2 separate regions of the Homo sapiens genome follow, and region 1 is linked to region 2. Evidence: read pairs that join two places in POLR2A ChIA-PET (ENCODE). Cell type or tissue: A673. All regions are shown on one strand. Links, peaks and the distances in the headings refer to the core of each region. The heading gives the core; the rest is flanking DNA.

What was found. Peaks named below come from ENCODE experiments on the same cell type or tissue, not always from the same donor. Only the 100,000 strongest peaks of a DNase experiment are listed, where the experiment ranks them.
Region 1: POLR2A ChIA-PET joins it to region 2 with 5 read pairs; 2 of 35 experiments call an interaction of 5 or more read pairs at or near these places.

The regions. Positions count from the first base shown.
Region 1 is chr4:109,285,897-109,301,242 of GRCh38, reverse strand. It overlaps COL25A1 (collagen type XXV alpha 1 chain), which reads left to right. Exons shown (of 38, transcript NM_198721.4): 3 at 591-660. Among named protein-coding and RNA genes, the nearest start is that of COL25A1, 9.1 kb to the left of the region's middle. In A673, for the core only: a CTCF peak has its summit at 7,020 (motif pointing right); DNase peaks (open chromatin) are centred at 5,982, 6,422 and 7,012; H3K27ac peaks cover 945 bases.
Region 2 is chr4:109,097,070-109,112,415 of GRCh38, reverse strand. The region is part of intron 3 of COL25A1 (collagen type XXV alpha 1 chain); the gene reads left to right. Among named protein-coding and RNA genes, the nearest start is that of COL25A1, 200 kb to the left of the region's middle. In A673, for the core only: no CTCF peak of the experiment used is centred there; no DNase peak of the experiment used is centred there.

The DNA.
Region 1 (15,346 bases), core at 5,462-7,961, 190 kb before region 2:
TCATATTAAAAGTTTAAACTTTTTTTTTTTAAAGTAGCTTTATTTTTGGTAAAGGATGCAGTGCCGGGGTATTTATGAATGCAGAGCCCTTGGAATTGAGAGTTGAGAGGAATCTATGTTATGTGTAAGGGTACCTTTAGACTAGAGTAAGGGGGTTTTCTGGAACCTTACCCTAGCCGGGAGCCTATTTGGCAGTAGTTGCAGCCTAGCATGATAAATAAAGCAGTTGACCTTCATGTATAAAATATTGGCTGTTATTGGTAAGCCACAGCTTACCTAATACTGCAACATTTTAGTGCTAGGTTTTTACATTGACTGCATATGCTTGAGCTGAGGGAGAGAGTGGTGGTAGAGAAGAATGGAGAAAGATGTTATACAAGTCCAGCAATCTTGATACCCTATCAGTGGTCATTTTCTTTTTTTAGGACTTAGGCATGGTTACTTTCTTGACTAGAGTCCAAGTACATATGTAAATGTTAGTTATGCAGGTTATGAAATGCCGGTAAATCAGGCGTATGGCCAGAGTCCCTAAAGACTCCATCCCTCTACAGTGCTACTGATGATTATTAATAACTCTTCTTTTCCTACAGAAATCCTATGAACATATGGCTAAAATAAGAATCGCAAGAGAAGCACCTTCAGAATGTAACTGCCCAGCAGGTAAAATGGAACTTATTTAACAAGGTTTCCTCCAGAGCAGAGCATTTTAAAACAAAGGTCCTGTGTCTGTCAAGTCTACCTGTAATAATAGTAAAGAAAGAATGCAGACCCAACTTGCTTTAATAAAATCAACATGTCTCATTCAAAAGGATGGCAAATAAAGCCCCAAATATTATTTTAAGCAGCATACCAAGGCCTGTTATGGGAAAGCAAAGGATATAATCACCAAAGAAAATATAGGCAAGGTGATGTACAAGGACAAACTTCTTAGATTCACAGATTGAAAAATATTCTTCAATTAAATTGTCTTAATGTCTACAGTGAAAAGGACTGTAGAACTGTTAGATTCTGAATTCCTGGCTCGCTCTTATTGTGTTAGTGCAGAGTTTTTTTTTTTTTTTGTTTTGGTTTATTCCCTTTGGCATACGTTTATGTTAGTAAACCACCTTCACTTCCTTTCCTGCTGTTTCTGTTCTATTAAAAAGATTCCATCTCCTATCCTATAGCTAGAGATGATGACTGAAAGAAAATGATTTCTTTATCTTGAGCTTCCCATTACAAACTCTTGCATTCTCAGTGACTTTTGAAGAAGAGGCTCTTATATTTTTACCTTTTTTTCCTGTGTAGCTTCAGGGAACTATATTAAAGGCAGCATATTAGTAGAAGGACAGAGAAGAAGGACATCATGAATAAGACCCCTGGGTAATCATTAAATCTTCCTTCATGGACCTTTGAGGGCTTGGTAGATATCTTAGACCTAACAATTTAGAAGCCCTTGGAATATGGCCATTGGAAACATCTAGTGGATTCAACTCATGTAAGTCATGAAAAACTCCCATGAGTTGAGATGTTTATTTCAGATAAACATTGTTAATACATTTATGAACATGATAGTTTCTTTTATCATCACTCATGGAAAGTGAGTCTCTTAAAATTTCTTTAGTATTAAGCAACATGATACTTAGGTGCTTATATATGAAAAGGCAAGTTCTTGTATTTTTTCATATTCTGAAACGTTTCCCCCTCATGATAACTTGTTTTGGCAGAGCTACACAAGGCACCACATTTAGAAATTTTAAATGTCAACTCCAGGTTGTACCTTATACAAATTTTACTATTTATATTCTGTTAAATTTTTGAACATAATAGAGCTATATCTTTAAAATGAAGCCCTTTTGATCGAGAAGACATATATGTTAGGTACCAGAAAAACAGAGTTAACCTTTGACAGTGTAGGTCTCATTCTTAGTTGTTTTATGTTGGAAAATATCTCAGAAGTCAGATATTCAAGGAAGGCACTTTTCTAGTGTGGGAATTAACTCAACCACCTCATCAGCCTGTAGGGATTATTTAAATTCCCAGGACAGTTGGTGCAGGACTTCACTGATCATACCACGTAGAGTCCAGCATTTTTTTGTATACAATATTCTTACTAGCTCTGTGAAAAATAGCTAGTGCTTAATTAATAGAATTCTTAATAAACTTAGTAAAAATAGAAAAGTGACAACCACAACATTGAGTTCTATTTTTTGAGAAGATATAATTGTTTCGTGATGTTTAATGTAGGCTAGCTACTGAAGTCTAACTTGCAATCTAAAAGAAATCTATTACATTTAAAATTTACTGTATATTATCTTAGATTATTTTGGACCATTTTTCATCTTAGCATGTGAACGTAATAATAAATGGAGATTTCCTAGGCTTTTTTGTTGGCTCCCACTAATAGCTGCTTTACCTCTTGCCACCACCAGAGCTCCACATTACATCAGTTTTTACCTGGCAGCTTCCAAGGTAAACATTTGAAGGTGTGCATTCTAATATGCAGAATCAAGCAGGTTTCTTGCTGACAAACTGCTATTATGGAAATACTCCCTTTTGCTTGAGGAATAATCAGACATCATCAAAATAAGGACATTACGTTGAAAATAATATCTTGGGGAAAACTATTTATTTCTAATACGGCCAGTGAGGAGTTGTCTTAGGGAATGAATGGGCTGACCAAGAGGATTAGAAAAGAGATTCAGCACTTCCACCTGGTTTGGCTCTAGCCCTGGTTTGCAGTGACTAAGAGTTGTCACCTAGACATCTGTTTGTAGGGCAGAGTGAGACAAGTCTGTGACCTCAGCTCAGTTCCTGTGGACAGATGCCCACCCCTTGAAGTTAACACTCTTGTTAACAGTTTTAGTCACAGAGCCAAGGACTGATAGCAAAGAAGCAATGATGTGTTGTTTGTGTTCACTCATTTCTTTTGATAGAACTCAGTCCCAGTGAGGTTTATTCAGGTAGGCTCTAAGGGTAATCATAGAATTTATAGATATATTTTTATGCACAAAAAGGAACCTCTGTGAGAGAGAGATGAAAAGGACAATTTTTTAAAAATGGCTTCTAATGGCAGGGGATGTACTCTCTAATTTAATTTTCACAATGACCCTGACTGAAGTATTAGCAGTCTCATTTTACAGATGAGGAAACTGAGACTCAGAGAAGATGATTAACTTAACATGGTAAAGGCAAAGTCAGGATTCATGCCCACATCTGATAGAACTAAAAGCCCAGTCTACCAAGGAATAGAGAATAAGTATAGGTTTTGGACCTGGATAATTCCGGATTGGAATCCTGGATCTAGTACTAAATAGCTGTGTACATTGGTCAAACTAATGAACTTCCCTATGTTCTAATTTCCTCATCGGCAAAAAAAAAAAAAAAAAAAAAAAAAAAAAGAAAAGGAAAAAAGACTAATAATACCTTCCTTAGGGTAATAGTTTACCTAAATAGTCTGGTATATTAGTGGCTATCCATTAGACAATAGTAATTACTATTCTTTTTAGTATATTATATGCTACTTAGCTCTGCTGTGATCTACAGAGACACATGAAATAGGTGGGAAAACTGAGACCTGGAGATGTTGTATAATTTGCTAAAAACCCAGTGGCTAATTAATGGCAGGTTTGGACTAGAACACTGTACTTAATTAAACAAATGTATCTGTAGATTATTCATGAGATAATCATACTAGTCAGTATTTCTTGGTGCTATATAAATAAAGATTGGTTCTTTTTTGATATTTATATAAGTCTCCTAAATTATTCTTACAAAAATTGCAGGGAAAACTTTTGACCTTTTAGGTAAACCATGATTGAAGTGGATAGGACCTGGGCTTAAAAGACCATGGGGATATTAAAAAATATCTTTACAGTTTTAATACCAGATGTTTACAAAAAGAAGTAGCTTAATTATGTGACTCCTTTTCAATTTTAAATAGCCTATTGCAGTAAAATTTTTAATATTTACCTATTTTAAGATTTTTAAAACAGATTAATAGAGTTGGGCAGCCATCACCACAATCCAGTTTTAGATCATCTTGTCACCCTGGGAAACTTGCATTTATTTCTTTCATGCAGTCAGAAAAGCTCTATTTTAAAAAATATTTGGTTTAAAGAAACCCAAAATGATAATTTTAAAAATAATAATCTTAAAATTTCCATACAAATTGAAGCTGTGTTTAGCAGAATATTTGGTTTAGCAGTAACCAAACCAGAGAAATTCAGCTGGCATCTGTGGCTTGGCCTCTGTAAAATTCAACTCTAATTGGAAAGAATAAGTTGGCTCTTTGCTATGGCTGTAGAATTTAGTTTTGGGTTCTGTTCTTGGAGTCCTATATAAAATATGCATAAACCAGGCATATCTATGAGAAGGTTTTTATGTTTCAACTGATAAAGAACATTGGGAACCAGGCAGCCAACCAAAAGATGTGTAGATTACAAAGATTTCTGTATCTTACTCATCAGTAGTGTTGCCTGCCCAGGATATTAGGTATAAGAACCTCTGTGGTGTAATGAACGAAGAATGTGGATGCGGAATAAAGAATCCAAAGTTCTAATCCTGGCTTTGTCATTAACTTATTATGCAATTTTGGGAAGTCATTTCCAAGAACACCTCTTAGAGTTTCTATTTTCATATCTCCAAAATAGGAGTGCTGGACAAGAATGATTTTGAAGGGCATTTGTCAGTTCTTCAGGTTAAATGAAAAGGCTGCTGTATGCCAAATACTGTGCTAGACATTGGGAAAATGTTGATGTACAAGGCAGACTTGGTATCTTCCCTCAAGAAGCTTACATTTTGATGAGGATGACAGACAAATCTTTAAAAATGATGTGAATGTACAGGTATGACAAGTGCAACCAAGAAAAAGTATAGTGTGCTTTGGGGCAGATGACTAAAATCTCTTCCATTTTTGTAAACCCAAAGATTTTATTTTTCTTTTCTCTGGGGAAAATAAAGAAAAAAGTATAATTCTTTTCTAGAATTTCACAATAGAGAAAATCTGGTTTCCGATGAAAATAAAAACTCTAGCAATGGATAAAAAGCTGATTTGCCTTTTAGGTCTCCAAGAATTTATGAACAGATAGAGGTACACTGATACCTGGTATACTTACCCCATGTGAAACAAAAAAAGGCACTTTTAATATATAAAGGGTTGTTGTAGACAGGAGGATGATGGCTTATTCTTCTACTTTTCTCCTGAAAATAGGGAGAGTTAGGTTGAATAAGGAGAGAAACTTTTTGTCTGGCTTACTGAACAGTACCACTGGACCTGGCTCCTGTACATTTGTGATAATCATTCAATGTAACACAGCTAGTCATTTGCTTGGAGAGTTTAACTAGAGATAAAAAAGATACACTAGGTAACTTCTGAGGTCTCTCTATACATTCCAAGTCCATGAAAATGATGGTGTACAAAATAAGAATACATGTAGGCAAGCGATTCACATAGGCAAGCAAGATTCATAAATGCAAATGATATTGCCCCTGGTGACTGACCTCGTTGCCTATGTTCTCATTTTTGGGTGGAAATAAATGTTAGCTGTAGCTTGATGGTTGTGTACTCTTTCCCATTGTATAAGAAGAACCTTTAAATTACCTTTCTAACATAAATTTACTTTCTCACATAAAACTTGTGTTTCCTAGTATACATGGTTTTTCACTTATGCTATATGTTTTTATCTTAACACTGCACAATCTATGGAAAGAGTGCATCAAGTAAGGGGATAATAATGTGTAGATTTTCAATTATGTAAGGTAAAGCATAGTCAGAAACAGTTTGCAGAAAGAAATCAAATTAAAATGCTATAAATTTTATTTAAATGAGAATAGCAGGCATTCCTCTCTTCTTATAAGGCCAAACAATACAATGTGACATCTGAGTGCCTTCAAGCATCCATGTTAAATTGTTTCAGTCCTAATGAGTACAACAGTGTGGATCTAACACTTTTAGTTGGTCCAGGAGTGACAGCTGGTAAAAATGCCCAGTCACCCAAAGTGCCAATGACAAATTGCCTCTTGAAGCAATGTTCTTGTTTCTTAGCTTCTCTTGTCTACAAGTTTTTAAGAAGCTAATTCTTAAACTACTCTTTTCTCTTTCTTACCTTAATAATTCTATTTTTTCATGAGCTGGGAATTACTTAAAAGAAGGATACAAATTCTGCATAGAGTTTAATTCATTCTAGCTCATTCAAATTATATGTAGACATAAGAAGCCTCTCAGGGCCATAATATCCTACTGTGCTTCTGATTGCTTTGTAATTGTGCAAAATCAACTACATGATGTTAATGAAAATAGTATCTGAATGTCAGGCTTAGGTCTAGGGATGGAGAAGGGGCATCCTCTTACTAACAGGATTAGGTGAATGGAGAGATGATGGGGAAATATGTCAGAATCAGGACTGCTTTGCAGCCCTGGGGGGCATTTCCTGTTTCAGGGAACCTCACAAGACATTTATCCAAATAACATCAATCTATGTTATCCTGAGTGGAAACCGTCCAGAACCTATCATGAAAAAGGTTTTTATTTCATACTATCACTTTATAAACAATTATTTGGTGGTTTTAAGGAAGCTGAGAATGTGAAAACAATGTATGAGTCAATCCGGGCTGCGGCTATAGCCTAGTGTGCAATGGTTAAATATAGATGCATCCCCAGCCTCCCTGGTTTGCCAATATGGGTGAAGTTCCATGTGGTGGTTTAACGCACCATGATATTTAGCACCTTTTCCCTGGTTTGTGTTAAAAATTACTGTAGTATGCCCACATACTCAATTCTTAGACATGGATAGTTACTGCTTCATTTGGGATTTATTCAGAAATCTTGCAATTAAGAAATATTATTTTAAAATTGACTGTTTTAAAAAAGTTAAGTATAGAAGAGTGAGAAGCAGAAGTAAGTGGAAATCACTTACAAATTAAAATTGAGCACTTTTCATTGGCATCATATATTCCTCCAAATGACTATTCTGTGATTCATTTAAATGAAAGGAGCCATTGAGGAAATGGCACCAGATGGCAGGCACCTCCCCTTTGTGACCTCTAGGAGGAGGAACTGAGCTGAATAGCGTACTTCCTCTCTTCTGCCTCCTTCCCAGTTAAACCCCTAGCTGACTTCTATCTTTTGACTTCTGTTTGCAATGAAAAAGATTCATGGAGGAAGCAAGGAATTTCTTCCACCTATATTTGAAAACTCTAGTGTCCTATCAGCTTTAAGATATTTAAAAGCATCTAGTAGATTTCACATTTATATTAGTCAAATAGTTCATTTAGTAGATAAATTCACAGATATGAAGTTTAAGCTAGTGTCCCAGTAGATAGAATAAATGAACTAAATGTAATTGAACTTACCTGTTGAGGATTTTGTACTTACATTTTGGAATTTCTCAAAATCCAGAATCATTTGGAATCACTGTCATGCTTTTGACATAATGTCATCTGGAGTCTTCATTTCAATGTTAAGTTGCCACATAATATGAGATTTGAAGCGCATTTTTTATTTTTCTTCATATTGTGTTATTTAGTCTTGTTGCTAAATTCATCTTTTTGCTATAAAGTCATATTTAGTAGATGTAGACCTTATTTGTCATGAATACCAAGACTATGTCTGTTCATTTGCGTGTTAATCATTTAGATTTTAGGAGCTCTAGTTTCCTGGTTTATGTACACAATGTTTTTATTCTTGTATTTGAAGTGTGGTCAGCACATTTTAAAACACAATTTTCACATTTAGGCTAAGTGGCTGAGTAAATTGTATGAATTGTAGCCAGCTCTAGTTTGTACATTATGGTAATATTGAGAGTCAGAATCTGTCTAACTAAAAGTAGCTGGTCAGGGAAGGGGTAAAGTCTATTTTTTCCCTTGTTTACCAAAGAGTTCACGTGTAAGGAGAGTAAAAGAGGGGAGGAAAAAGCCCCCTTTATCCCCTTAGCTCTCAGAATCATATTTCTTTATCATCATACTTAGAAAGCTTGATATTTTAGAGTTCTTATTGTTATATAATTCTGGACAATAGTTAGGGAGCCAGAGGAATTCTCTGTTATAGCTTTGTATTATACCTCCATTTTTGATCTTTAAGATGCTACAGTGAAATATGTCAGGAAAATTGATCCATTTCTTAGCATTCTGATGTCTTAGGTCAATGCTGGGAGCTGTCAAAGGTTAAGTTGTTTGTATTACCCTTCCAGGAATTATGAAACCCCAATTTGTCATCTCAGGGACTCCAGATTCCAGCTGGCATTTTAAGATAATATATGATATGATCATAAGATGAAAGTGATTTCCACAAACCACATTCAAAAACCAATGCTTTTACTTTAAAGTCATGCCAGAAATGCTGGCCGGTTCTAGGGCTCCTAAGTGAACTTTGGAACACTAAAAATCATTTTTTACTGAAAGAATTAGGGCACAAGGTCAGAGCAGATGATGTTCAAATGGAAAAATGCTTCTTAAATAACTGCTTTTCTCAGGATGGTTATCAACTTGATTGGGAATCAAGTGGGTTAAGTGGGTCAAGGATCCAGTGACTTTTGTGGGCAGATCCTGACACATGCTAACTGGTAAGTGGTCTCATGGTATAATTCTGTTCTACTACCAGTGTCACTTACGGGCTCTCCAAACCCCCATAGATATACTTACAGTCTCTTCCCAGATAAGCGGTCTCATGGTACAGCTGTATTACTAATCTCACTTGTGAACTCCTTGGCAGGGGCTCTGGTTTGTATCTATGTATCTCTAGGGCTCATCGTAGAGCTCTCTATAGAAAGTTCTCTGTAAAACAGCAAGATGTTTATGATGAAGATCTGAAAATGTGGGTTGAGGCTTTTAATATGGTGCATCTCTTTCCATGCATTACTATTCTCATCCCCATGCCTTTTAAACATTTTCTCTGAGAACTTTGTGAGCCATAACATATTAAAACTAATACAAATCTCGGAGATTAATTAGTACAGGGATTTTATAACATTTCTTTAAAAGGCTGAACCTTTTTTAAAAATGAAATTATATGAGAAACCCCATAATATGAAATTGGAAGCAATGTTAGCTACACTGATTGACCTCAGAGACTAGAGCAGGCAGAAGCCAATAGCCTCCATGCTTTCTTTCTGCTGCCCACCTCTCTCCCCGATGCTGGCCCCTGAGGCATCTCCAAAGAACCTTAGGACTCCATAGGACACTATTAGAAAATTAATGCAAGTCCAAGCCCCAGAGGACTTACACTTGTCAACACAGAAGTGATCTTTGAAATACTGTACTGTAAGCATGACTAGATGATGGTAGTAAAATTATGTATTCAAATTAAAGTCTAAAAGTGACTATTCATATAATATCATCTCTTTAATGGGTCAGAGTATTCTAGCAAGGAAGCTGATGTAATAATAGTGTCACAGGAAAGCTGGGTAAATGCACTGTGTAACTGAGCATGGTACTGTTCGTTAGAAAAATCTACATCTCACTTCATCCTTTTTCTTAAAGTCACTTATTTTTTAAGACTTCAAGTGACAATATTGTTCTTGTTCTTTTAATGACAATTTTCTGTGTTTCTTCAAATTTCTTCCCTTATATTTTTACTTATTTTTTAATTCTAGATATTCATATGGAGCTTTATTACCAAGTTACAGCAATTCATTCTTTTAAAATGTATTTACTTAAAGCACTTGATTTTTTGATGAATAGTTAATATTTAGTCCACAAGGTAGTATATGAAAAATAACTCTCCCCTAAATTATGTTATTTATAGAAAATATACGTTATAAGACTTCTAGGATCTTCTAAAGATACTTCTAAGATCTCTGAGACTTTCTTACTTGATTTGATTTTTGGTTGTGTATAAAAATGATGATGTTTGTATATTGAAATTTAAATTGATGGCACAATGAGAATACATGAATTGCACATAAGTAGTACTAGGAAGAAGTCTCTAGGAATTAACAGGATTTTAGCCAATAGTGAGCAAGATATACAATACATTTCACATAGAAAGTATAAATCTGGCTGCAATCGTACTGTAATAAGTACTGCAAAAGAAAATTTGAAAGACAATACTCTACCTCGCATTGAAATGAATGCCCACTGTCATCAGCAGCACTGTTTACTGTATGAGTAGCTAGCTGTGGACAGTTGTTTGGCTAAGTGAAGCACCTTCGTCACTTGTCTGGTAGGACACAGAATGACACAGCAGTTCTACAAGTTATCAAGTGTTGATGAGCAATTTATTTTCTCTTTAATACACAGTCTCAAAGTATGGACTTCAAGGAAGACTGGAAGAGAAAATGACTTCTTTTTTAACTGGTTACTTTGTCTTCTGCAAAAAGACTATCAGTAAAGCAACAAAGATAGGAAAGTTGAACAAGTAAGAAAGGCTGGAAAGACCATATAGGCCAAGCTTGTCCAACCCATGTCCCTGCAGGCTGCATGTGGCCCAGGATGGCTTTGAATGTAGTCCAACACAAATTCGTAAACTTTCTTAAAACATTATGAGTCTTTTTGCAATTTTTTTTTCTCATTGGCTATCATTAATGTTAATGTGTGGTCCAAGACAATTCTTCCAATGTGGCCCAGGGAAGCCAAAAGATTGGACGCCCCTGATACATGCCAACCAAAGCTATTATAAACTACAAAAAAAGAGACTTAACTAAACAAACTGTATTTCCTAAATTTCCTTCCCAACCCCTATAGACATACTGACAATTTCCCAGGATTTTAAGCAGCAAGTCTGACAAGTGTGACTTAGTACTACCATACATGTTAAGCATCTGGAAGTTTTTAATTTGAAAAACCCCAAACCTCTAGCATTGAGAAATTCCTTCCATAAAGAGACCAGGACTTTTATGTACTTGCATATAATTTCCTCTGTACAAAATTATTTAATGATCCAAGCTTTAGCTATTTCTGAGGACACTTTCCTGAATATTGGCTTGGTTCTGCAACCAAGTTCTATATGAGGAATGCTATATATTGGTGGTAAAATTTATTTACCATTTTTGGAATTTTAAAAAAAAGGTTCATTTATTTTTATAGCAAAAAATGCCCTTGAATGGAGAAGTCTGAGGTATACTTTCTGTATTCTGTGGGTGAGTTCATGACACATTAGAGTCAGAATGTGTTTTATTCTTTTAAGCTTTCATCTTTTTGAGCAGAAAACCCTTGCTTCCATCATCAATCCTCAAGAAGAAATCTCAGAGGAATTGTATAATCAGTAACATGTATCCCCTGTATATATGTATCATACATCATTTTTTCTCATCATTTTCAAGTTATTACATCTGTACTTTTGTTTATTTTTAATCATATACTGCTAGCATTTTAAACATTCACACTGTTTCACAATTATAGGATGTGATGAGAATAATGTTCATTGGATTCCTAAAAAACCAAGAGTAAATACAGCAAACAGGCCCTTAATCAACAAGCATTGCCCTAACGTGATCCGTGGTTGGCAAGCAGAGTGGACAGGATTGTCTTTGGGAGGTAGCCATATAGCTATGAAACTACAAAAACAGAGGATGTTCTATGTTCCTAAATAAGAACCCCATTCTACTCAGGGGGCTCCCCTATCTTCCCTCCCTTTCTCTAGCATGGATAGAACCCCTATTTTGCCTCCATTCTGTTGATGACACTTTACCTGGATTACTGTCAGCTTCTGATTTGGAGCTTCATCACCCTTGGGTCCCAAAGCCTCTAGACCTTTCCTGGGTGATAGCTATATTCATGATTCAATTTAGCAGCATAACTGAGAAAACATCAATGGCAAATATCAATATTTCTCCTACATTTCAAAAAGTAGCTGATTATTTTCTCAAAAATTACTGTTAAAATATAAATTTCAAAAAAGAAAATTATGAGTTTCATACAGATGTAAAATTAACAAGTGTTAAAGATTTTACTTAAATCATTAAAGAAGGAACTAGTAAGGTGTTATAACCAGTTCAAAGGAGAGTTTAAAAACATACATATTTTTAGTTCAGGAATATTGAAATAGATGTACAAAGGGAGGCAAAACGGACTTTTTCACAGTGGGAAGTCAGTTATACTCAGAGTTTGCATGTCTATAGATAAAAGTAATTTTGTTTTTCTATTAATTATCTACAACTTACACAGTTATAAAACAGCTCTCAAAGAATCAGAATCAGATACATAGGAAAGATGTACTGTAGACAATGCAGTTTTCCATAGGTGTACAAATTTTTTCCTACATTACTAAAGCAACTACACAGGAAACAGTTCTTTAGGTAAGCAAAAAATTTTGTATATATATGTGTGTGTGTGTGTGTGTGTGTGTGTGTGTGTGTGTGTGTGTATATATAATTTAGTATTCCTGGTAGTAATGATGATTGTTTATTATTCTGTTTCCTTTCATATTCCTAACCTATGGATTTGGGGGACTGAATGTTTTCATTTCTGTTAAAATTAGTTATTTAAAAGACAGTTCCTGTGAGTTTGGACTTTATATACTTTATCTGCTAGGCCCATGCGGTGGTGCTAATTGCTATGCTTGCATTACTGGTGTGATTTACATCAGTGTAAAATGGAAAATTGTAACACTGACAATTTGTTTGAGGCAGACACCACTTTGGAAGACACTGCTTCCTGTATTTAGGTACCAATGAATAGTTCCACTAATGTTAAAGAAGGAGTTGCTGACCTCACTTTGTGTTTTGGAAAATTATGTACAGGCAGTTACATTAGCCTTTCTCCCTTTTCTGTACTTCCAGGGAACCACCCTATTAATAATAGTGCCCATTATAAATATTTAATATAAAAAAACCAGAAAAGTAAGATAACAAAGGGGTTAAAGAGCATCTTTGATCATAATGGATTTTGCAGGGAACCACATTGTGATTAGAAAAGAAAATATTTGTGAGTAAATCAATTCCATGCTCCTGTCTTATATTTTTGACTGTGTGTATTTAGCAACAGAGCAAACAGAGCATGTTATACCAACTCCATTACTGTATTTAAAATTTTGAGCTCATAAATGATATTTGTTTCATAATCTACAAAAATATCTAGCCTTTTTCTTTTTCACTAGCAAGAGATGTAGAGGAGGAAAGCCTTAGTTATTCCTGGGCCTGAGTAAGGCTGAGGAAGGGGAAGGACTGAAGGAACTTTTTGAATGGAGAAACCATTCATCTGTAGACTGCATTTGCCTGATATGAGCATATGGTTGCCTCTGGGATTTTACGCTGCTATTTTGGCCCTCCTGGCTTTGACTTCAGATATCTCATCTCCTAGTTTATTTTTTTCTTGGATACTTCCAGCCAGTTCCCATCTTACTCATGCATGTGTTGTTGCTTCAGACAACATTGTTTTTAATCCATACTTCGAAAGATTTGTTTGCCTATTCTTGGCCCATATGTCTCCCATTGGTCTGCCTTGTTTGATCTTGCTTTACCTCTTCTACCCACATGCAACCCACTTTATCAGCTCCTCAAACAGCTCGGCCTTAAGCTTCCTAGGTATGTGGATGCTCTCCTCTGCTCTTGCCTGTCTCAGTTGCTGCCACCTTTTGGCTGAGGCAACTTGGATTCTGGCAGAAGAATGGCTGAAGCTAGATGATGGCCTTGCCTATACATTCTAGGAAGAAAGTATGTCAGAATAGGGGCTATGGGTGAGGGGAATCCATTGAAACTACAGGTGGGTTGGTGGGTTTTGTAGGGAAATATTTATCTTCATTTAAAAGCAAGTTACATTCTGGTTGTCTCCTACTACTAGGTAGAGGAGGGACTAATTATAAATATTAAACATTTTAGATATTAGTATTTAAAAATGATATATTGTGGATGGTAACTGACCTCTGGTATTACCTAATGCCAGTCGACTCTGGCAAAGGTGAAAGGTCATGTATATAGCAGCCTTTAAAAATTTTTTTTATTCAATTAACTAATAAAATGTTTATTGTGACTTACTGTGGGTGAAACCCTGTGCCAAATGCCTGACTGTTTAGGGAAATAAGTAGGCTGCTAAACCCTACTTATTTCTTCACCTAAACATTAGATGAAGAACTAATGGTGTCAGATAAGCAGACTGAAGACTGCAATAGAATTAATAATTACAAAAGTATGGCCTGTAGCAAACCGTATCCAATTTTAATGGACTTAAAACTACAATGATAATTGGTATTTGAACTCATAATTCCAGTTTACTTTTCATGACTTCAAAAATAGTAACATGTTATCAGAGAAATTGGTATTTGGATTTTTTTGTGTGTGTGTATTATGATACTTTGCAGAAATGCTGCTAACACACCAATGAGATGGTTTTTCTGGAGATAAATGATCTCTGCCAGTTGTTAGGTCAACTGTCACATTTTTAACTCCTCCCCAAGATGCCTTCTGGCAGTTATTGGAGCCTTGCTGGCCCTCCTAAATGTTGGATCAGACTCTGTGGTCATGTTTTCTAGCGAAGGCAGAATCTCTGGGTCTTGGTTAGACTCCCTTGGGTTGTGAGAACAGAGATCGAATTAGGTGGCCTTCAGTAACAGTGGTATATAGATTTTCAACCTTCCCATTATTGATATTTTGGGTTGGTTACTTCTTTATTTTGGGGGGCTGGTCTGTGCGTCATAGGATGCTTAGCAGCATCCTTTGTTTCTATCCACTAGATGCCAGTTGCACTCCTTGGCTTCCATAACCAAGACTGCTTCCATATCTTGCCAAATGTCCCAGAGGAAGCAAAAATCATTCCCAGTTGAGAATCATTCTTTACTTATTCCCAGTGAATAAAAAAGGCAAGAATATATACTCTGCAGCTAGTTCTCTTAGAAGAACAGGAAATGAAGGGTAGTCAGAACAGTCAGGATATATGATCATCTTCTCACCGGGAGGCATCCATTATAGTGCCTGCTGGGGCCTAAGAATTTTATTTCTATTTCTATTGTTTTATCAAAGCTGTTCTTTCCTCTACATTATAGCTGCTTCTGTTGCCTTATGCTCAAGGTGTACCTCAAGGTTGAACTCTTTCTTTGTGTTTGATGATAGTATTGTTATTATTATTAAATGATTCCATGCATATAACAAAAATGCAAAAATTTGAATTAAAAGTGGTACACAATATCCCATCTCTCTTCAGAGGTGTCTATTGCTGTAGTTTGTTGCATATTTTCCTAACACAAATTGATTTGCATCATTCTTTTTGAAGGCTATACACTATTATATGATTGTACCACAGTTTAATAGGATGACAGACAACTTTTGAAAGTGCAGATACTATTTCCTGTTTCTAATTTTTCTGTTTCCTGAGGAAAATTACTTTGATTCCTACTTCTATTCCACCAGCCTCAAGCTGTATATGTGGGAGCCCAGTCAATTCTTCTTGACTAAGATATTACTGATGTGGTATGCTGCTGATAAATGCTTAATCACTC
Region 2 (15,346 bases), core at 4,211-6,710:
TCCATAATCCACCATATTTATTATGGTCAGACAAGCATTAGCTTGGGAAGGACACATGTGCCTTTATTTACTTTAAGAAAAATAGACTGTCTTTACTGTCTTTCATTCCATCTACTTCCCAGGAGAAGAAGTAAATCACCTCAGAATGTTGGGTGGTTGAGTGGGGGAGGAATCTTACACCCCATTTAAATATCCCGAAGATCTCCTATAACAACAGTTTATTAACCATGTTTATTGATAGGAAAATGAACATATAGCAGGGGAATTTAATTTGTATACTAAATCAGTTCAGTCATTCATTTACTGTTTTTTTTAATTCCCTCAATAAACATTTACTTAATACAAATAAAATCAAGAAGATAAAGCAACCAAGACTAAGAAAAACAGGCAAACAGAAACTAGAAGGAGTAGCTAGGATTTAATCTTAGATTAAACGTGAGATTCTCCAAATGTATTGGTACATGAATTTCTTTAGTCTTAAGGGATTATTCACTGGAGAAAAATGCTATTGAACTACCATTTTATTTCCCTTCAATCGTTATGTATTAAGCATCTACTATATTCCTGACATTGTCTGGTATTGTGGATATAACATAAATACTACAGTCTTCCTTTGAAGAGCCTATAGCCTAATGGGAGAAAAAAGTAAACACATATTAATTACAGAATGAAAGCTGTGTGATGGAAATTTATCCAAAGCCTAAAAATTAATGACTCTGGAAAGGGGAAGGGGAAGCTTCACAGAGAAGTATACTGTTTGAGCTGAGACTTAAAAGCTGAGATGAATTTTACCAGAAGGTCCAGCCATTATCCACTGTCTGAGGCCATATCTAGACCAGAAGCACTGGTCTGTGTCCGAGGAATCCTTGAGAGAAGTTCCAGAGGAAGGATTCCGAATGCAAGACAGTGAGGGCACATTATTGGTTTATTTGCACTGGGCCAGAAAAACAAACAGGTTGTGACATAAGATGTGAGATGATGGGTTGTGAATGGAAGAATTTGTAAAGCAAAGAATCCACCATAGATATAGGTCTACATATAATGGGAAGCCAGGAGGATATATTAGCACTTCCAGTCTAGAGGAGGCTAAGAACAACTGAGAAATGACTGTGGGATAGGGTCAGGCCAGGGCACATTTTCCTGGACTGGATTCTGGCCTTCACAGTTGTTGTAAAGCTGTCAATTCCTGCTGGATACAGAGAAATGGAAGAGAAGACCTTTCCTGCAGAAAGAACAGTCATTGCGAAAACACCACATAGTACATCAAATAAACACAATTTATGGCCGAATAAAGACTCCATGTGCAGGGAGGAGGTAGAGAAAAATCTGGAACAGTGGCCAGAGAAAGATTTTGAAGGGCCTCATGTGCCACACGGGGTTTTGAATTGATCCTGTAGACAATGAAAAATGCTTGAAGGGTAAATGTTGTCAGCTTTGAATTTTAGATCACTCTGGAACTTCTTTGGAGGAAAATTTCAGGAAGTTGGAATTGGAATCATGGAGCCAGAGTAGGATGCTATTGCAATAGTGCAGACGAAAATAGATGAAGAGCTAGACTAAGATGGTGGTAGACATGGAAAGAGGAAAGGGAAATATATGTTCTCCAGAACTGATGGGCTTTGGAAACTTATTTGTTGTGTGGGGTGACACAGAAGTCAAGGAGAAACTCCAATTTCTGGGTAGACAATTGCACCATAACTCTTGACTGAAATTAGAGAATGAAGAGGAGCAGGAAAAGGAGGAGCAGGAAAAGTTGGAGCAGGAAAAATGGGGAGGAGACGAGGAACAATGTGAACATTTCATTTCTTACATTTGAGGGGTCTGGAGAATTTGCCCATGTGAAATTGGTAATATTGACCTCGAGATCAGGAGTGATATGAGAGCTCAAACTACAGATTTGGGAATCATTAATATTTAATTTGAGCCACAGAAATAGGTAAGCCCCTGCAAGAAAAACAGCTAACAGAGAAGAAGGTAAAGGACATGAGCTTTGAGAAACACTAACGTTCCAGGGACAGTGAGAGGAAATGGGGTCTATACATAGCAGAATGGGATTATGGGAAGCAAAAGGAAAGAAGTTTCAAGGAGATGCTAAGAACGTAAGCACTCCAGAGAATAAATGAGGCTTCCTGGGTGAATACCAGCTGAAGATCAACGCTGGGTACAGATCACAAATCACTGACTTGGTACCTTTTTGGGAGCACCTGGTTGTCTCTAGCCTTGTGATTCAGGAGTATTAATATAAGAAGAAACCATATTTGCTCTTGATGCTAATTTTTGAACATCCCTCCTGTACTAGATGTAGACTGAAACCATACAGAATGAAACACAAAGAATCCCGGACCTCTAGGTTCTGAATATAGAGGCATGAAAACACAAATTCGTACAATCCTGGTGTTTGTATTTTTGTGAGAAAAGAAACGTGTGAAGGAATGGCCACACTTCAGTTTATAAGATGGAAATGAGGGATTTAAAGGAAGTAAACAATGACATGTGAGATAATAAGAAAGCTGATATGTGTGTCTGTCTTCTCTGTGAGGGTACGAGTGTCAGTGAGGATGCCATCACTGATCATCTCTGTTTCCGTGTCTAATACATCTTCAACACTGGTTCTGGAACTGCTCACATGTGGATGTAGACATTAGGGAGCAAGATAGCCAGTCCTGCATTTTTGGGATTAACAGTCCAAAAACAGTGTTAGGTGTGGGGTTAAGGGCATTTCAGATGGGTAAACTGGACATATACATCCCCAGGCACAGAGCACCTGGTGACAACCATGAACCGTAAAAGGGAGCCACTGAAGCAGAGGATAGCGGGGAGAGTTCACATTTCATTAGTTGCTTTAGGTAACAGCTGCTTGTTAATGTAAAGATGAGTTTAGGCCGGGCGCAGTGGCTCATGCCACCTGTAATCCCAGCACTTTAGGAGGCTGTGGCGGGCAGATCACTTGAGGCCAGGAGTTCGAGACCAACCTGGCCAACATGGCAAAAACCCATCTGTACTAAAAATACAAAGATGGTGGTAGACATGAAAAGAGGAAAGGGAAATATATATTCTCCAGAACTGATGGGCTTTGGAAACTTATTTGTTGTGTGGGGTGACACAGAAGTCAAGGAGAAATTCCGATTTCTGGGTAGACAGTTGTACCATAACTCTTGACACAGCCAGGTGTGATGGTGCACATCTGTAATCCCAGCTATTTGGAAAGATGAGGCACTGGAATAGCTTGAACCCAGGAGGAGGAGGTTGTGGTGAGGAGAGATTGTGCCACTGCAAAGCCTGGGTGATAGAGCAAGTCTCTGTCAAAAGAAAGAAAGAAGGGAAAAAAAGATGAGTTTATTGGCATCTTCATTTTTTGAAAGGAACAATTATTTGCCAGTTTTTTAAAGTGTATATAAAGTATTTTGGAGTTTTCTTTCTTTACTTGATTGTACAGGCATATCTGTAAAATGGGCTCAGTTACAGACCACCACAATAAAGCAGATATTTCAATAAAGCAGATATCACAATAAAGCAAGGCACACAAATGTTTTGGTTTCCAAGTGCATGCAAAAATTATTTTTACACTATATTATAGTCTAAGAAGTGTGCAATAGCATGTCTAAAATGTACTTAAATTTATTTAAAATACTTTATTGCTAAAAAAATAATAAAAAACCATAATGAGTACCATTTTAATTTATTTTTTTTAAAAATCACCTTAATGAAGGATTGGAGAAAGAGAGAGGAGTTATTAATAAGGTAACAGAAAGATCTAAAATTAAAGCTAATGATTTTTGGTAAACTAGTTCAACCATCGTGGAAGACAGTGTGGCAATTCCTCAAGGATCTAGAACTAGAAATACCATTTGACCCAGCCATCCCATTACTAGGTATATACCCAAAGGATTATAAATCATGCTGCTATAAAGACACATGCACACGTATGTTTATTGCAGCACTATTCACAATAGCAAAGACTTGGAACCAAGCCAAATGTCCAGCAATGATAGACTGGATTAAGAAAATGTGGCACATATATACCATGGAATACTATGCAGCCATAAAAAATGATGAGTTCATGTCCTTTGTAGGGACATGGATGAAGCTGGAAACCATCATTCTCAGCAAACTATCACAAGGACAAAAAACCAAACACCGCATATTCTCACTCATAGGTGGGAATTGAACAATGAGAACACATGGATACAGGAAGGGGAACATCACACACCGGGGCCTGTTGTGGGGTGGGGGGAGCCGGAAGGGATAGCATTAGGAGATATACCTAATGTTAAATGACGAGTTAGTGGGTGCAGCACACCAACATGGCACATGTATACATATGTAACAAACCTGCACGTTGTGCACATGTACCCTAAAACTTAAAGTATAATTTAAAAAAATTGGCCATGTACATCAATAGGTTTTTAAGGTATGTAGAAAGTTTACACTGATACCTTTTAGATGAAAAGAAAATGAATGGAAAGAGTTGATCACATGGAATTAGAAGTTAAATGGAATTTTTAAAATGCTGTTACACATTCACCCCATCCTCTGTTCAGTGGTAAGCTGTGTATACACGAGGTGCCCACAGTGAGAAAAAGAACAAAGAGCTTGGATTTATTTTTCAGTATTTTTTGTTTCTTTTGGTAGTCACGTTGGTGGTCCTCTTTTGTGTAAAGGCTATCAGTTCTGGTATTTGTTAGAATGACTCTACAGATGTCGGTAATATTCTAGATGCTGTTTACCTAAATAAGAGCTGGCATCTCTAATTTCTCCGTCTATTTTATGTAAAATCACATGATGAAAGGGGAGCAATAGCTGATCCTCATCTCTTCTTTTTTCCTTTGGGCTTTTCTTCTCCTCACCTCCAGCATTTCCAACTTTCACTTGTCAATGATGAAAAAAATGTTATTATCTTACTAAATGACAAGTGGTTAGTTTCCTTTTCTCAGTAAAAATAGATGAAAAATGTTATATCACAGCTCAAAACATCTATAATACATATTACTCCTAAATTGTTACACTGAGGTATAAACTTCAAAATATCTAGTCATCTTTGAGGTTGAAATAGGAAAAATAAAATCTGTAAATACAGATTTTGTGGAAAATAACTCCTGAGGACCTTCAATGAGAAGTCCATTTAGAAACCTAGAATATATTTTTTCCTAGAAAATAATTTTCCCTTAGGCATTTTGTGGAGACAGGGTAAAAAAAGGTGTTCTCAGTAACTACCTAGTTTTCTTTAATATTACTTTTTGTCTAAATTGCTTCATTGGAACTTATGGTGGATACTGAATTTGTCATTATGATTTACACTAAACTAAGTTTAAAAAAAACTTTTTGAAGCACTTATTAAATTTTAAATGGGCTAGTCGTGTGGCTCATGCCTGTAATCCCAACACTTCGGGAGGCTGAGGAGGAAGAGTTGCTTGAGCCCAGGAGTTCAAGACTAGCTTAGGCAACATAGTGAGACCCCATCTCTACAGGAAACAGAAAAAATTAGCAGAGCGAGGTAGCCTGCGCCTGTAGTCCCAGCTACTCTGGAAGCTGAGGTGGGAGGATCACTTGAGCTTGGGAAGTCAAGGCTGCAGTGAACCATGACTGTGCCACTGCACTTCATGCTGGGCAACAGAGCGAGACCCTGCCCCCTCCCACCCCCCCAAAAAATTTTTTTAAAATGGATATTGGGAATTACACATGCATATAGTCCCAAAGTGATTGGTGGGGCTGAAATACTGCTCCATTTTGGTGAGAACTTTTCATCCTATTTTTACAGCTAATATTCTCTGCCCAGTGTTAGTAAGATATACACACAAATGCTCTTAGCTATACTTTTCCAGAATAACACTCCTCACATTGATTTTTTTTTTTAAGTTTCTGAGATAGCTGAATACCTCTTTCAGTGTCATGAATAATCCTGTAAGGTAGCTGTGGATGAGCATAACAGTCTTAATCACAAATCTGTCTTGTAAAGTGTACAGTATCAGAATGTCCTAGGTTTTTTATTTTGGTTGGGGAGAGAGGGGCAAACTTTAAGCTAAAAACTCATTGAACTATCAAAATAAATACAAATGCCAACGTACTGATTTTAAGTCAGTGTAGTTGGTGGGAAAGTTGACAATTTAGGAGGAGTTGGGACAGAAATTTCACTGTTCATCGCTCTCAAATTTTAAGAAATGGTGCTTGTGGCTGGTGTCATAGGTCACTGTCACAATAGCCTACTGTAGGAAATTGTGGGATAGGAGTAGGGAGGCAAAAAGAGAAAGATAATTTGTATAGCTCATCAGTCTGTTTAGAATGTATGTTTATTATATGGAGATTAACAATATTCTTTTTCCTATGTTATCATCCTGATTATGTGAGCGAGATCCCTCATACTGAAAATGTAGAAAGCACAGTAGTTCATTCACTAAATGTAATAGAGGATGGTGTCTGACATCCTTAATAATAAGATATTCTTGAGTGAAATTGATAATTAAGATTGTCATAAAGTAAAGTAGTTTTGACAGAAACTTTACAGCTTCTAGAAACTAACCATACTCAATACATGGAAATAAAATTGATCGGTTTCATAAAAGAAGTGTATTTAAAAGGAAAAGCTGCTGCTTGGTACATTAAAGTTTGCAGAAGAGGATGTGGGGTTTTATTTAATATCTTTACCTTCTGTTTCCTTGGGAGAACCATCCTTAAGGGCAAGTGCCAGAGCTCTTCCTAGGGTCATTTTACACTCTTTAAAACCAGGAAAATGGCATATTTCCAAGTTGTGAAGCCTTATTTATCCACTTTTTCATAGCTCTTCATTTTTCTTTCTGTTCTTTCCATTACATATTATAAAATTGTCACCAACAAGATTATTTAATGAACTTCTTCCAATTTCTTTTTCATTTAGTTTAAATACAATGAGAGAGCAGAATTTAGATTTTAGAATTTTGTTTGTTTATTTGAGATGGAGCCTCTTACTCTGTATCCCCTTACTCTGTATCCCAAGCTGGAGTGCAGTGGCACGATCTTGGCTCCCTGCAACCTCTGCCTCCTGGGTTCAAGTGATTCTCCTGCCTCAGCCTCCTGAGTAGCTGGGATTACAAGTGTGCACCACCATGCTCAGCTAATTTTTGTATTTTTAGTAGAGATGAGGTTTCACCATGTTGGCCAGGCTGGTCTCGAACTCCTGACCTCAAGTGATCCACCTGCCTCGGCCTCCCAAAGTGCTGGTATTATAGGTGTGTAAGCTACTGTGCCCAGCCTAGAATCTTTTTATTACAGAAAATTATAAAAACAAATGCAAAAGTATTTAGAGTAGCTTCACAAAATAATTTATCCCCAACTAGCCTCCACAGTGATCAGCATAAGGCACCTATTCCTACCCACTTCCCCCTACCACCAGGATTATCTTGAAGACAATCCAAGGTAGAATATCATTTCATATGCAGGCATTTCAATATTTATCTGTAAGAATTAGGACTTTATTTACCATAACCACAATACCATTATTGCATCTAATAAATAGCAATTTTTATTAAATCAATAGCATTATTGCATCTAATAAATGGCAATTTCTTATCACTAGATATCCAGTGTTTTCCTCTTTCTGATTGTGTTTTTAATATTTAGCAGTTATTTTATTTGAATCAGAATTCAAACATCGTCTTACAACTGGTTGAGATGTATACGTTTCCTTTAATTTATAGGTTGCCTCTCTCTCTCTTTTTTTTCTGTTGTTGAAGAAATTAGTTAATTTATCCTGTAGTTTCCCAGATTCCAGATTTTGTTGTTACATTCCTAAAGGTGTCTTTTAATGTGTTCCCCTGTTCCTTGTATTTCCTTCTAATTGGTAGTTAAGAGTTAGAGGCTTAGTCAAAACTAAGTTCATGTTTTGGCAAACCCATGTCATAATGGGAATTTTGACCTTGTGTTAGGAGATACATCATGTCTAATTTTTGCTCTCTCTTGCTCTCCTTTATCTGACTTTAGTAAACATTGATTGGAACCATTAATTCATTACAGATTGCAAAAAAGAGAGAGAGAGAGAGAGTGATTTCCTTTTTATTTATTTATTTTTTTGAGATAGGGTCTTGCTCTGTCACCCAGGCTGGAGTGTAGTGGCACAGTTATAGCTCACTGTAACCTCGAACTCCTGGGCCCAAGGGATTCTCCCACCTCAGCATCCCAAGTAGCTAGGACTATGGGTATGTGCCAACATACCCAGCTAATTTTTCATTTTTTTAATGAGACAGGGTCTCAACATTTTGCTAGGGCTGGTTTCAGACTCCTGGCCTCAAGTGATCCTCCCACCTCAGCTTCCCAAAGTGTTGCAATTACAAGCATGAGCTATTCAACCTGGCTAAAAAGAGTGATTTTCTAATTCTAGTATTCCTTTTGCATTTGTAGTTGGAATATTTCTATAAAAAATTTTCTGTTAAAATGTCTGAAATCATTGTCTGTTGAGTTGTGCTGAGCCATAATTTCTATAGAAAAGAAATGATTCCCATTTAAGTCTTTTTCTTTATCAGTATTCAAAATAATGAAGTCATTTTCTGGCATCTTCCAAAAAATGGCCAATGTGTATATTTTTGAATCATTAAAAATTCATGGATTTAATATGTCAATACTTTGTAGTTATTAACCTTATTAGTGATCAAATTGCACCATCTTTTATCCAACTTGGCTCTGAGCCCTTTGACAGAACGCTAGTGGTTGTGATAGCTTCCATGACAAGATGCTTCAGGTTCAATTTGTTCATTTTCCATTTTAAACATGAGTTCAGATACTTCTCAAAAGACTTCATTCCTTTCAGTGAGAAATGGCATTTCAATACCACAATTCTGGGTATTTTTGTATTTTTTGAAGAAAAAAATTACTTTGAAACTTGTTTGACAATTTAAGAGAAAGTACATACTTGGTTATATGGGCAAATAAAAAATTGGTGACTTATAAGCATGACCCCATGGCTTTAGGTATGATCCTAAAAGCAAGTGGGAAATAAATTTTTATTTTAATGGTGGAATAATTGACTAACACAGATAGTGCAGAATAAGGGGTGAGGCAAAAAACAAAAGTATTTAGTAATGCTACCAAAAGGAGCATTGATTGCAGTCTCACTGAATTTGTCTAGAGAGTTAACATTTAGCAAGATTTGATTTGTGAAATTATTATTTTAAAAATATAATTTGGTGCAAAGAAAAGGAAGAATGAACTTTCTATGAAAACATTGAATTTTTATTATGGTTTCTTATTTGTTTTGCATAGTGATGTATTAGTTTATTTGAAGTTAATGAAATAAGATCTCTTTGTAGCACCAGCTAAGGACAAGAATGTGTGTTTCAGAACATCAGTGTGTTGCTTTGGCTCTTAATTAAAGGTTTCTGTGTTAAGAGATCTTTTGTTTCTTGAATGGTAAGTGCAATCACCAAACTAGTGCGATATCTATAGTATTTACATGATTTATAAATATCTGCTTAAATACACAGCAAGTTAGAAGATTTAAATTTAAACATAATAATAATTGCATTAAATGTAAATAGTCTACACACCCCCAATTAAAAGGCAGAGATTTTTCAGATTGGATAAAGAGCAACTGTTTGCTGTCTGCCAGGAACTGACTGTAAGCATAAAGTAAGCTAAAGTGGCTATATTAAAATCAAAATAGATTTTATAAAAGAAAGATTATGAAAGGTACATAGAGATATTTTATAGTGACAAATGGGTCATTTCATCAAGGGGACATGACAATCCTAAATGTATATGTAACTAATAACAGAGCTTGTAAGTATATGAAGCAAACATTAACAGAACTGACAAGAGAAAATAGAAAAATCCCACAATTTTAGTCAGAGATCTCAACATCCTTTTTTCAGAAATTGATAGGACAAATAAATAGAAAATTAGTAATGAAATAGAATACCTGAAAAATATTATCAACCAACTTGATTTAATTGACATTAGTAGAACATTCCACCTAACAACAGAAGAGTCTGTTTAAGTGCACATGGAACATTCAACAGCTAGACTATATTTCTGGACCATTAAACAAGGCTCAATAAATTTAAGAGGATTGATACCATACAGGAAATATCTGACCATAATGAAACTAATTCAGAAATCAATAGCAAAAAGATATCTGAAAATTATAAAAGCACCTATAAATTACACAAAGGTTAAGGGAAAAAAATCACAAGAGTAATTAAATATATATTTATCTACCTGTATAAAATTTATAGTTTTATACATTATATTTTACATGTAAAATACATGTGCATGCATGCATAAAAAGTTGAGTTTCAAACATGTTTGAGTTTTTGTGAAGTTAGTGGAATTAGAATAATTGAAAACAATTGATTTCTATAAGGTGAACATGATAATCATATTATGCTCTGTATGTAAAAAAAGTTCTCCTTATAAAGAATTTATATCCTAAGGGAGACAAAATATCACAGAAACATACATGTGATGTATTTCATGTTAAGCTTTTATAAAATTGATAGTCTGGATAATGTGTAGTGGGCTATTTATTTATGGAATGGGGTTCATTAAACTCTTGGTTGTGAGTTTTCATGGGGGACAGGGAAGAACATTTCATCTGTAGCTCAGTAAGTTCAGGATGTGTGAAAGGGGGGCCCAAGAGAAGCATTGAAAGGGTCTTTGCTTTCTGAAAGAGACAGCCAGATGTCAGCCTGACGAGTGTGCTTTGTCTACTTCCATGCTGAGTGGAGAGCATTTCATGAAAGAGATAATAAACATATGGAATAAATTACTGGGAAAAGCAATAGATGAGTTCAAGAGACACCTAGACTTGTTTCTGGAGAAAAGGAATTGGTGAATATTATGGGAAAGCAGGAGGATTGGATTAGCTTCTGCAAACAGAGTAGTGATACTGAGGATTTTTTCTTTCGTACATTTTGTACATTTTTGCATATTTTGAAATCTCCATTTTAAGAACTATCCCCCGCTCTCCCAAATTACCCTGATCTTTTAACAATTCTTTTGCAACTTTATCTTCCACAAGGCCAGATAGGCTTAGATTTGTGGCACCAGGGGCATTTTACTGTAGCTTATTTAGCAAGCTTTGCTGCTACTGACTGCAGCTTTTCTCCACTGTCCTCACTTTTTTCTCACCTGCAGTCACCGAGGGCTCAGCCTTACCTGTGCATTCCTCCCCAGCTTCTACCTCTCTCATTACTGTCATGGAGAAATCACACAGTATTTGGTGAAACACGTTGAGTCTTGTGGTTCTTTTTTACTCCCTTTGAATTCTATTTTGAGTATTTTCAAATTGGCCAAGACAATTCCGTGACATCAACAATAATACTCTCATCACACTATAAAGGGGAAGTTTTGAGTTGTGTCCTATTCCTGTTATATTCCACTTTGATCTTTATCTAAGGCCCCTTTGAAGTAGCCACTTTAAAATTTTCCTACAATGATGGCCTTAGAATTCTGAGACCAGAAATAGCTAGCTAGTAAACTTTTATTAAATTGGTCAGAGAAAACCAACCTGAGTTTGGGTGAGATCACCTTTTCATAACCATCACTGCCTGAATGTCTACCTTTCAGTTCTGAAGTCTGATTATGAAGCAATTGGAATCGGGAGTATTTCACTGTCTTTGGGTTTGCAGTGTATAGCATATCTCCTTCTCCATTGTCATATTCCCAGCTATGAACCCTGTAAAACAAAAATTTCCAGGTTATTTGTATGGAAATTCATAATTAACAGTACTTACTAGAGGTTAACATTTTTCTCAGGAGAAGATAAGCTTGGTGTTAAAGGTGTTAAAGAAGAGATTTTTATTCTTTAGGTATAGAAATGCTACAGGGAAAATATGTGTAACTTTTGTGGCCAAAAATTTAGATAATATGAATAAGATTAACAAACAAGTAAATGAAAAAATGAATTCTCCTTATTTCAATCACCCACAGACAGCATGAAAATGAATTCTCCTTATTTCAGTCACCCACAGACAGCGTGAGACCTACCTACTATTAACTCATGGGTGTATGTTTCCAGTCTTTTTTTTTTTTTCTCACAAAAATGGGCTTATATTTTATCTAGTTTTTGTACTTTTTGTCATTGGTTTTGATTTTATTTAAAAGTATTTTGAAAATGTTTTTCATATCTAATTGACATTCCACTTTTATGATTTTTAATGAGGGCTACCATCCTTTGATAATTTACTTAATGATTCTTCGTTGCTGAAAATGACTGCATGTTTTACAGTGAACAAACCCTTGAGTGCCTCCATGATTATTTCCTTAAGTTAAATTACTAGAAGTAGTGTACCAAATAATAAGCTTAAGTTACTAAACTGACCTTCAGAAAAATTGCACCATTTCCACTCCTACAGCAGTGTATGGATGTGCCCGATTTCTTGTGAATTTATCATTCTTTTCAATAGTCTTAATATTTTTAGAGTATTTTGGGCTTACAGAAGGATTGAGAGGAGGGCAGAGATTTCCCACATGCTGTCCCCACACATGATGCTATTATTTTTTATCTGCCAATTTGGAGGTGAAAAAAATCATATCTCTGCTGTTTTAATTTGATTGAAAGATGGCTGTCCAAATATTAGCAGTTCAAATAGTTTTAAAATATGTCTATTGGCCTTTTTCGTGTGTTTCTGTGTTTTGGGTTTTTTCTTTCACATTAACTATTTTTGCCCTCATGTTTTCATCAGAATTTTTTATACATTAGTTATACATATATATTTATTTTTTCTCCTAGTTATTTACCTTTCAGACTAATTTATGGTGTTTTGGGATATGTAAAAGACTTGACTTTCATGTATTCAAATGTATTATTTATTTTTCTTTTTTTTTTTATAACTTTGGGAGAACCTATTTTTAAAAGACTTCCCACCTTGTTTTATGTCTAATATTCAATTATTGGTTCTACAAGTTCCATAATTCTATTTTTTTCTATTTATTTTTGATGTTAACATATAAATATTTCATTTGTAATATAGGCAAAGGATCACTTTCATGGAAGTTAAACAGAACCTTTGGTAAGAATGGTTTGCTATACCTTTTCTTTTATATCAGAAAAGTTATATATCATTAAAATATACTGCCTCTTGTCTAGATATGCAAATATTTCAGTTGGAAATCTGTGCAATGCTGGCTTTTCCAAGTCAGTTTAACAAAACTTTTATGTTGGTGTAGATTTCTCATTTCTTATTTGTTGTTACATCTACCTTTTCCCAAGCAAGGCAATCATTCTTCTGATTATCTGCTTACAAAATTCTACAAAAGGTTCAGGTTTATGGTTTTGATTTTGCTAATTTTTCCCACCATACACAGAACTTCTTAAAGGAAAGCATCTTATTAACAATATTTAGATCATTAGAAAATAGTGTAAAATAATAGTAGAGCTAACCTTCATTGTGTATTTGCTGTGTGCCCTACATGCCCTGAATGCTTTACATGGATAACCTCCTGTGAAGTAGCTATTTTGTAGATAAGGAGACTGAGCTTTCACAGATTGATATCCAAGCTCACAGAACTGCTAAGTACTGGAGCCAGAAGTGAACCAAGGCAGTCTGATTTCAAAATCCATGCTTTTAATTACAACCTAATGTAACTGCTACTTTATTTCACTCTGTTGTCTAATCTTTCAAAGTTTGCAGTTAACATTGGTTATAGACTAAACATCCTGTGCTTAAAGTAGATTGGGGAATAGGGGTCATTTTGTTCTTTATCTTCTTGATGAATTATATTCTTGCTATCAGGTAAAATTATTTGACCCAGACAGTACAACTGGTTAAACTGAGTAAAGAATACTAATGTGAATAAAGAAGATTGATGAAGGCTTCAATGATCTAAGATGAAAATTTTGTTTTGTTTTGCTTTCTGAGCATAAGAAGATTTAATTATCATCCAGAGAGTGAAAATGATGCATAATATTGATCATAATTGAATTATATATACTTAAACTGCATCTACAACACAGGCAGATATTTACTCTCATATGAGCACTTGCTTTATCTTATCCAAAGTCTTACATCTACATGGATTATGGGTCTCCTTGATTAAAGCAGGTGCTGGTATCATGAAGAGAAACAGCCACTTGTCCAGAGGTGAGGATTCTTGGGTTCCCAGTTTCCTATATTTCAGAACACCTCTAAGTAACCATCACTTACATGTCCGATTATCCAGGGCCTTCCCTTGGCCCACAGACACTTCCACAAGACAGTATGGGTCTTAGAAACTGCGTATCAGCTTAAGCAATTTAGCACTTCTGTGTCTGCCTAAAGAAAAGTAGCATACTCTAAACTGAGAAAGTAGATGATATTGATGAAGGGTAGTAAAAGTGTTGTCTGGAGCAACAAAAAAGTATTCATGTAATGTGCATTTACAGAATAATAACAATAGTTTCCTGAAGCAGAGGCCTTTATGAAATTGATACACCATCTATCCCTAGAGAATGTCATTGCTCCATCATTTTAAATGGTTTTAATTTGCATCTTAAAAAATGAAATTTGTGCCTGGTGCCGGTGGCTCACGTCTGTAATCCCAGCACTTTGGGAGGCCGAGGTAGGTGGATCATGAGGTCAAGAGATTGAGACCATCCTGGCCAATATTGTGAAACCCCATCTCTGTTAAAAATACAAAAATTAGCTGGGCGTGGTGGTGCGCACCTGTGGTACGAGCTACTGGGGAGGCTGAGGCAGGAGAATCGCCTGAACCCAGGAGGCGGAGGTTGCAGTGAGCCAAGATCGCGCCACTGCACTCCAGCCTGGGCGACAGTGCAAGACTCTGTCTCAAAAAAAAAAAAAAAAAAATTGATGTTTACCTAAGATAACATAATTTTATTTATTTATTTATATGTTTGAGATAAGGTCTTGCTTTTTTCACCCAGGCTGGAGTGCTATGGTGCCATCTGGGCTCACTGCAACCTTTGCCTGCTGGGCTCAAGTGATCCTCCCACCTCACACTCCCAGGTAGCTGGGACTACAGGTGCGTGTGACCAAGCCTGGCTAATTTTTGTGGTTTTTTTTTTTTTTTTTAGACAGGGTTTCTCCATGTTGCCCAGGCTTGTCTCAAACTCCTGGTCTCAAGTGACCCTCCTGCCTTGGCCTCCCAAAGTGCTGGGATTACAGGCACAGGCCACCATACTCGGCCAGATAACATAATTTTAATTAACATGGCTCACTTGTAAGTGTTAAACAAAAATTATGAGAGGCCATTGTTTTGAACTGAGCTCTTGCACTAGGCACAAACAGACCAGACCAAACCAAAACGGAGTCAGTCGTGCTAAATGCCACATAATCAAACTGAAACATTAAAGAAGCAGATAGATACTAAACAGGCCAGTTTTTCCTGCAAACAGGGGATTTCAGTCTACTTGAGCCAGCATAACACGAAGTTCCTTCTG